Regions from separate parts of the Homo sapiens genome. Here regions 2 and 3 are each linked to region 1. Evidence: chromatin loops called from intact Hi-C (ENCODE). Cell type or tissue: A673. All regions are shown on one strand.

What was found. Peaks named below come from ENCODE experiments on the same cell type or tissue, not always from the same donor. Only the 100,000 strongest peaks of a DNase experiment are listed, where the experiment ranks them.
Region 2: it touches region 1 in a loop (8-fold over the local background); 49 of 110 quality-filtered maps call a loop at or near these places.
Region 3: a loop joins it to region 1, with 9 times the contacts of the local background. A loop is called at or near these places in 62 of 110 quality-filtered maps.

The regions. Positions count from the first base shown.
Region 1 is chr17:30,092,724-30,095,223 of GRCh38, forward strand. EFCAB5 (EF-hand calcium binding domain 5) reads left to right here. Exons shown (of 23, transcript NM_198529.4): 22 at 117-213. Among named protein-coding and RNA genes, the nearest start is that of NSRP1, 23 kb to the right of the region's middle. In A673, a CTCF peak has its summit at 974 (motif pointing left); a DNase peak (open chromatin) is centred at 968; H3K27ac peaks cover 1,734 bases.
Region 2 is chr17:30,025,655-30,028,154 of GRCh38, forward strand. All of the region lies in intron 7 of EFCAB5 (EF-hand calcium binding domain 5), which reads left to right. Among named protein-coding and RNA genes, the nearest start is that of EFCAB5, 85 kb to the left of the region's middle. In A673, a CTCF peak has its summit at 1,188 (motif pointing right); a DNase peak (open chromatin) is centred at 1,217.
Region 3 is chr17:29,806,678-29,809,177 of GRCh38, forward strand. All of the region lies in intron 2 of SSH2 (slingshot protein phosphatase 2), which reads right to left. Among named protein-coding and RNA genes, the nearest start is that of SSH2, 120 kb to the right of the region's middle. In A673, a CTCF peak has its summit at 1,278 (motif pointing right); a DNase peak (open chromatin) is centred at 1,274.

The sequences.
Region 1 (2,500 bases):
ATTGGTTTTGCCTATTTTAAAATCTATATAAATGGAATTATGTAAGCTGTTGAACTGGGCACTGTATTTCTGCTTCCTGGTGATCCCATAAATTTTCTCTTGTTGTTTGTTCACAGTATGTTAACAAATATTTAGTCAACAATATTTGTGCCTTTGATCCAACTGCCAAGCATGTGGAAGTTAATGTACAGCTTATTGATGAATATATCAGAGGTAAATTTCCACTTAATTACAGCCTAAATCTATGCCAACAGCAATAAAACACAGTTGTGATTTTTATTAGGATAAAGCAAGTGGGTCATAAATTCAGTTTTTAGGAGAAAATAGTTATAAGTCTTCTAAGAGGAGGGACACTATGTAATCTATTGCATCATTCCCCAAAGTCATTGTCTATGCCACATTTTGAGAATTCAAAAGCACATCTATCTCCCACTTATTGACTACATGTGCATTATTTATTTTTAAAAATGCAAATGGGGCTGCAATGAGAATGGAAATTTTAAGCAAAAAGGCTATCTTTAGCTTAATAAATAACCAAAGAAAATAATAGACTTTTTCAAGGAGGAGAATCACCAAGAATGGAGAGCAGCGAGGCTCTCAGGTTGGAGAAGACGATTAGCTGTTTGGCCACAGGGAATAGGCCACATATGAGAGTAAATATACAAACAGAGGCCCAAGGTCCTCCACTGACCTGTATTCTCCCACCAGAGGCCTCAGGCTGTGATGAGGAATTCATTTATAGTTTGTTTTTTTCTTTGTTATGAAAAGTAATCATAATTGGGAAAATGGCTCTGTAGAAATTGCTCACTAAATCTATCCCTTTCCTCCTCTTCCCGCTCTCCTACTATCTGTGGAGGCTCTAGACCAACGCAGAAGAGTTTCTGGATTAACGGGGAACTATCCTAGCTTATTCCTGAGAAGCCTTGACCACCAACGCTACCCACCACTTTCTGCTTTCCAATAGTGCCCTCTGGTGGAAGAAATATTAATTGCAGTTAACGGAGCCCGACTCAGCCAGAAAATAGCCCATAGGCTCCCCAATCACCACCGCCAAGCCTTTAGTGTTAACCACAGTCTCCGCAGCAATCAAGAAAGTTCGTAGGTCACCCAGATACCAACCCTCTCTCCTTCAGATGCAGTTATATCAGGAAATTCTAAGCTTCCAGCTTAGGGGAAGGGAGAGGAATTCTTCGGGGTGCCTTTCTGTTTGTGCCAGAAGGAGAGGAGTCTTCAGGCAGGGCAATCTGCTGCTGGAAGTTTACCTGGCCTAGCAGCTTTAAGTAAGGGCCCTACTCCACGAATCTACCCAGAATGAAATGTCACCAATAATACCTGTAGGTTCAGCCTGTGACAGGCAGAGACTGCTGGACTATATAGCATAGCTCCTAACCCACCACGCCTTCCAAACTATTATTTTACCAAAAGGGCAGAATTAGGACTGGTAATGTGTCCATACTTTCTTAGGGCTTCCGCTGCCAACTCTCACCCCCACTTCATCCTAGTTCAGGAAAAGAGTATTTCCTAATGTAAATGACGAGTTGATGGGTGCAGCAAACAAACATGGCACATGTATACCTATGTAACAAACCTGCATGTTGTGCACATGTGCCCTAAAACTTACAGTATAATAATAATTTTTTTAAAAAGAAAGAAAAGGGTATTTTTGGCCAGGCACAGTGACTCACACCTGTAATCCCGACACTTTGGGAGGCCAACGTGGGCAGATTGCTTGAGCCCAGAAGTTGGAGACTAGCGTGGACAACATGGCAAAATCTTGTCTCTCCAAAAAAAAAAAAAAAAAAAAAAAAAAATAACTGGGTGTGGTGGTGCACGCCTGTAATCCCAGCTACTCAGGAGGCTGAGGTGGGAGATCACTTGAGCCCAGGAGGTTGAGGCTGCTGTGAAATGTGATCATGCCACTGCACTCCAGCCTGGGCAACAGAATGAGATCCTGTCTCAAAAACAACAACAACAAAAAGGAGATACTTTTTTTATTCTGATGAAACTCTAGGCAGCTGTGTCTTGCCTTTAGATTGAGCCAGTCATCTGTGAAGTAACATTGGGTAGCTTTGTTGGGCAGGCCTGGCCTCCCAAGACTGTGCCATTGCAGGTGAGTGCTGCTGACATACTTCCCTGTGGGGGACCCTCTGACTCCAGTGAGCACTCCCAGACAGCTGTGTTTGCAGTAGTACATCAATAGCCTACTATTCTCTGTCACTTTGCCTAAGATACTCCTAGTAGTTGGTCTTTTCTACCTGGAGATTCATGACGTGACCACCCTCTCAAGGACCTATTCTCCCCACTCCACTTGGGACCTCTGCTGCCAGCCTCACCTGGTCGTTCAGGATGCCCCATAACTGCTGCATGTCTCCCTCCCAGGAATTTTAGACAGATGTTGCCTGTTTGGAAATGTTCTTAGACCCAGAGGCAAGAAGAGCTGTCCCCTATTGCAAGTATAACCAGAATCACTTTTCTGTGTAGAACCTGGGTCTCTGCCAAG
Region 2 (2,500 bases), 67 kb before region 1:
CATCCCATTACTGGGTATATACCCAAAGGACTATAAATCATGCTGCTATAAAGACACATGCACATGTGTGTTTATTGTGGCACTATTCACAATACCAAAGACTTGGAACCAACCCAAATGTCCAACAATGATAGACTGGATTAAGAAAATGTGGCACATATACACCATGGAATACTATGCAGCCATAAAAAATGATGAGTTCACGTCCTTTGTAGGGACATGGATGAAATTGGAAATCATCATTCTCAGTAAACTATCGCAAGGACAAAAAACCAAACACCACATGTTCTCACTCATAGATGGGAACTGAACAATGAGAACACATGGACACAGGAAGGGGAACATCACACTCTGGGGATTGTTGTGGGGTGGGCGGAGGGGGGAGGGATAGCATTAGGAGATATACCTAATGCTAAATGACGAGTTAATGGGTGCAGCACACCAGCATGGCACATGTATACATATGTAACTAACCTGCACATTGTGCACATGTACCCTAAAACTTAAAGTATAATAATAATAAAAAATAAATAAATAAATAAATAAATAATCAGAACACTTTGATCCCCAAAAGACAACTCATTCCAAGAGACAAAACTTAACAATTTGTATCACTTTTAACACTGGTGCCGAGTTCCCTATACAAGTTTGAAAAGACATAGAAGTCTTATCCCTTAGACTTCAGTGGACTTCCATTAGAAAAACAAGCTGCATTGTCTTGTGTTCAGGCCAAGAGTATGCAGGTGTTGTTAGGCAGATCCTTTCTGAAATTCCCATCATTTAATCTGACAGAGGATCTACTCTTTCATTTCATTATCTAGTTGGTTAATTTGTTTACCAGCAAAAGAAAACCACTATAAAAGTATATTTGTTTTATTCAAACGTCATTAATGTAGTTATTAAAAATTTAATTAACTTTTTAGGTAGGAGAGTTCTCTTTTATTTCCAGGACTTTTTTAGTTGTACATGTTCCTCTCATTTTATTGTTCTAACAAGGTCCATACAGAATTCTCTTGGTTTCACCTTCCCATCCTTGATGATAAGAATATTGCTTTCCTTCTAGTATAGAGAGGGCATATTTCTTTTGTGTTTTAATTTTTTTGTAGAAATGGGATCTTGCTATGTTGCCCAGGCTGGTCTCAAACTCCTGACCTCAAGTGATCCTCCTACTTCAGTCTCCCAGAGTTCTGGGATTTCAGGTGTGAACCGCTATGCCCAGCAGGGGGCATCTTTCACAAGAAAATTTCATCTTCTGCTTTTAAAAGACAAAAGGAGGTCAGAATGATTTCCTTGTACCTCCTTGTACCTTTTTTTTTTTTTTTTTTTTTTTTTTTTTTTTTTTTTTTTTTTGAGATGGAGTCTCGCTCTGTCGCCCAGGCTGGAGTGCAGTGGCGCAATCTCAGCTCACTGCAAGCTCTGCCTCCCAGGTTCATGCCTTTCTCCTGCCTCAGCCTCCCAAGTAGTTGGGACTACAGGCGCTTGCCACCAGGCCTGGCTAATTTTTGTATTTTTAGTAGAGACAGGGTTTCACCGTGTTAGCCAGGATGGTCTCAATCTCCTGACCTCGTGATTTGCCCACCTCGGACTCCCAAAGTGCTGGCATTACAGGCGTGAGCCACCATGCCCAGCCACACCAGTCTTTTTTTTTTTTTTTTTTTTTTTTTTAGGCACTTTTAGCTCAGAATAATTCTTATGGCAAAGTAGCATATTTGGGGGTGGCATATTCTGAACTTCTTCACATGTATACCACAGAATATGAACTCTCTTTATACTTTATTAGGTGTGGTTGTCCCAATGGAATGATGACAGAAAGATGCTGCAGACACAGCTAAAGGCTGTGACGTTTCTTTTATGGCAAAGGATACAGATATAGACAGTTTGTTATGTAAAGCAGGATATGATACAGCATACGTCCAAACAGAAGTCTCCCAAAGGTCTCCACAGGGATTATACCATCGGCATGCATCGAGGTATAGGGTGTCAAGCCATCCTGGCTTGCCTGGGACTGAGGAGTTTTCTGGAACATGAAACTTTCTGTGTTAAAACCAGGTTTTTGGTTCCAGGCAAAGTGAGGCACTTGGTCACTCGATTTGAGGAGTTTACTTGGCTATACTTACATGCTGTCCAGACCTTACTGCCCACCTGATTATTGTGGCGACTCTAGCCCCACGTCTTCCTGCTTACCAGGGGCAAGTGAAAACACCCAATACATTCTTCTTTACTATGAGACTATATAAAGCAAAGGTCAGTTTCCCAGGTGCATTCTTCAGTAGACCTGGGCCTCAAGCAGTCTGAGGTCCACTCCTGAATCATATAATGGGTTTAAGAATAATTATATGCAAAACTACAAATACTAGAAAGTATGGGATTCAGATATTGACTTTTGATTCTGCTACACGGAGGAACTGTTGTATCCCTTAGCCAGGAGGAATAAGGGCCATGCCTCTGCCTGGATTCTCTTTTTTGGGACCCATTCTGTTCTTGCTCAGTGGTGGTCCAC
Region 3 (2,500 bases), 290 kb before region 1:
GGTCTTGCTCCCATCTTTTCTGATTGGTTGATGGCTATACCATACTAGTTGTGAAATATTTTGAATATCTCCTCCTCTACTTATAGCCACATCTCTTCTGTTCTCTAAACTTTGGTTTAAAACTCTTAACTGTGATCTTAGCTTCACCTGGGGGATCCTACCTGTATGCCTCTTTTGCCCATATATGTTTTCTTATTCGTCTGTCCTACCAGCTATACCAATTGCTTAGCCTGGCATCTGGGTTTAGCACCAGGCCTCTGCTACACGTGATTACCACGCTTCCACAAGAAACTTAAACAATGAGAAGCACTCATAACACCTGGAAGAGGCTAAATAAAATCCATCTGTTATGTTTCTTGTAGCATTAAACATTCTAATTGTTCATGGATATAAAGAACAAGAGGACTAACCAAGGTTACAAAAGGAAACATTATCTAGAAATAAGGACGAAGAACATGTAAAGAAGGATAATGAAGCAACACCGATTACTTAACAAATACTCCTAAATGAACAGCATAATTTTCTCAAACTTTCTAAAATCACTTTCAAACTACAAAGTAGGGAAATACAGTTAGTGGCCCAAGTAAAAAAGAAATTAGAATATTTAAGATGTAGGTATACTGCTAAGACAGTTTTCATTAGGGGGAAATGAATTGTTACTACGTTAATATTTTACTATTTATATTTAAATCTAGACAATTACCTTTTCAGCTATCAATAGAGGAAAAGAGGATATTGAATATCTCTGAACAGCAAATAATCAATATACTCACTGAGAGCTGCTGGAGTCTATAGGGGACACAGAAAAGTGTGAAACAGTACCATACTCAAGGAGTTCATCTGCCTGAAGGGGAGTTCATCTGCCTGTTTTATCTGAAAAGTTGTTCCAAAATATACAGTATAAATGTATGGCACAGGAAGTACATGTCACAGGAATTCAGAAGAGAGATGAAGAAAAGGGAAGAGCAGTAGAAATACATTTGACATCTTGGAGTGGCAGTGAACTGACTAGCTGAGTTAAAACCCAGAGCTTTCCTTAAGGTAGGCTGCAAAGATAAGCTGCAGGAGACAGGACTTTGAACCTGATCCTATGAGGTAGCCAGGGAAGGTATTTATTAGCATCTTAGAAAATTATAAATATGTTGTTTTGATGGCTTTTTTTTTTTTTTTTTTTTTTTAGGAAACACTACAATTTGGAAAGCCAATCGAGAAAAGTTAGGTAGTTTTTCCAAAGCCAGTGACACTGCTAATTTAACTATGGGCCTCCACTAGAGGGCAGACGAGTCGAAGCTTACACTGTGGTTGAACTGGAGAAAGCAGTGCATTCATAGAAAATTCTGAGAAAATTATTTTGTTTAAAGACCATTTTCAGTGCCTTCAAACTTGGACAGAGTCTTTAGCTAGCAGATCAGTCTTTCACAGAAAATCTTTCTGTGGTATAAAATGCTTCTTTTTTTGTTTTGTTTTTGAGACGGAGTCTCGCTCTTGTCACCCAGGCTGGAGTGCAGTGGCGCAATTTCGGCTCACTGCAACTTCCGCCTCCCAGGTTCAAGCAATTCTCCTGCCTCAGCCTTCTGAGTAACAGGGATTACAGGCGCCCGCCATCACGCCTGGCTAATTTTTGTACTTTTAGTAGAGACGGGGTTTCGCCATGTTGGCCAGGCTGGTCTCGAACTCCTGACCTCAGGTGATCCGCCCGCCTCGGCCTCCCAAAGTGCTGGGATTACAGGCATGAGCCACCACAGCCGGCCTAACGTGCTTCTTAATTGCAAAATAGACCAGTAGAAAAGTTATACTTTGGGAGTCTGGCTCAGCTGACAGCCACATGTGCTTATATGTGGTAGGCATATCTGGAATGCCAACAACAGCACTCATCACTGACTATCTTACCTCAATCTTCCCCACTCATCTCAGGCACATCCTAACCACCACCCAAGTTGATGTCTAACTATGTGTATACTATCTGGACCATAATTTCAATCTAGATTTTCCTTTTCATTTTGGTCAACTGGGGAAGTTCTTTATCCCTTTAAAGTCAGAGGTAAGGTGAGGCCACTAGACAAAGACTCTGATATGTGCATTTGCCTCAGCAGGCTGAGGAGCTGTTATATGGTGGAGTGGGGGTTGGTAGGAGCCTTCAGTTCTCATTAACTAGAACACAAGGTGAATGATAACAACTAAATAAAAAGGTTGAGAATTTCATTAAACTTTTGAGAGGCTAAGGCTAGATTTTGTAAAGTACTATAAACTCCTTTTTCTGCTTTGATCTCTTGTCAAAAAAAGATGTATGAGCAGGCTGGGAATGGTGGCTCATGTCTGTAATCCTGGGACTTTGGGAGGCTGAGGCGGGCAGGTCACTTGAGGTCAGGAGTTCAAGACCAGCCTGGCCAACATGGCAAAACTTCGTCTCTACTAAAAATAAAAAAATTAGCCATGCGTGGTGGCACACGCCTGTAGTCCCAGCTACTCAGGAAGTTGAGGCACAAGAATCACCTGAACC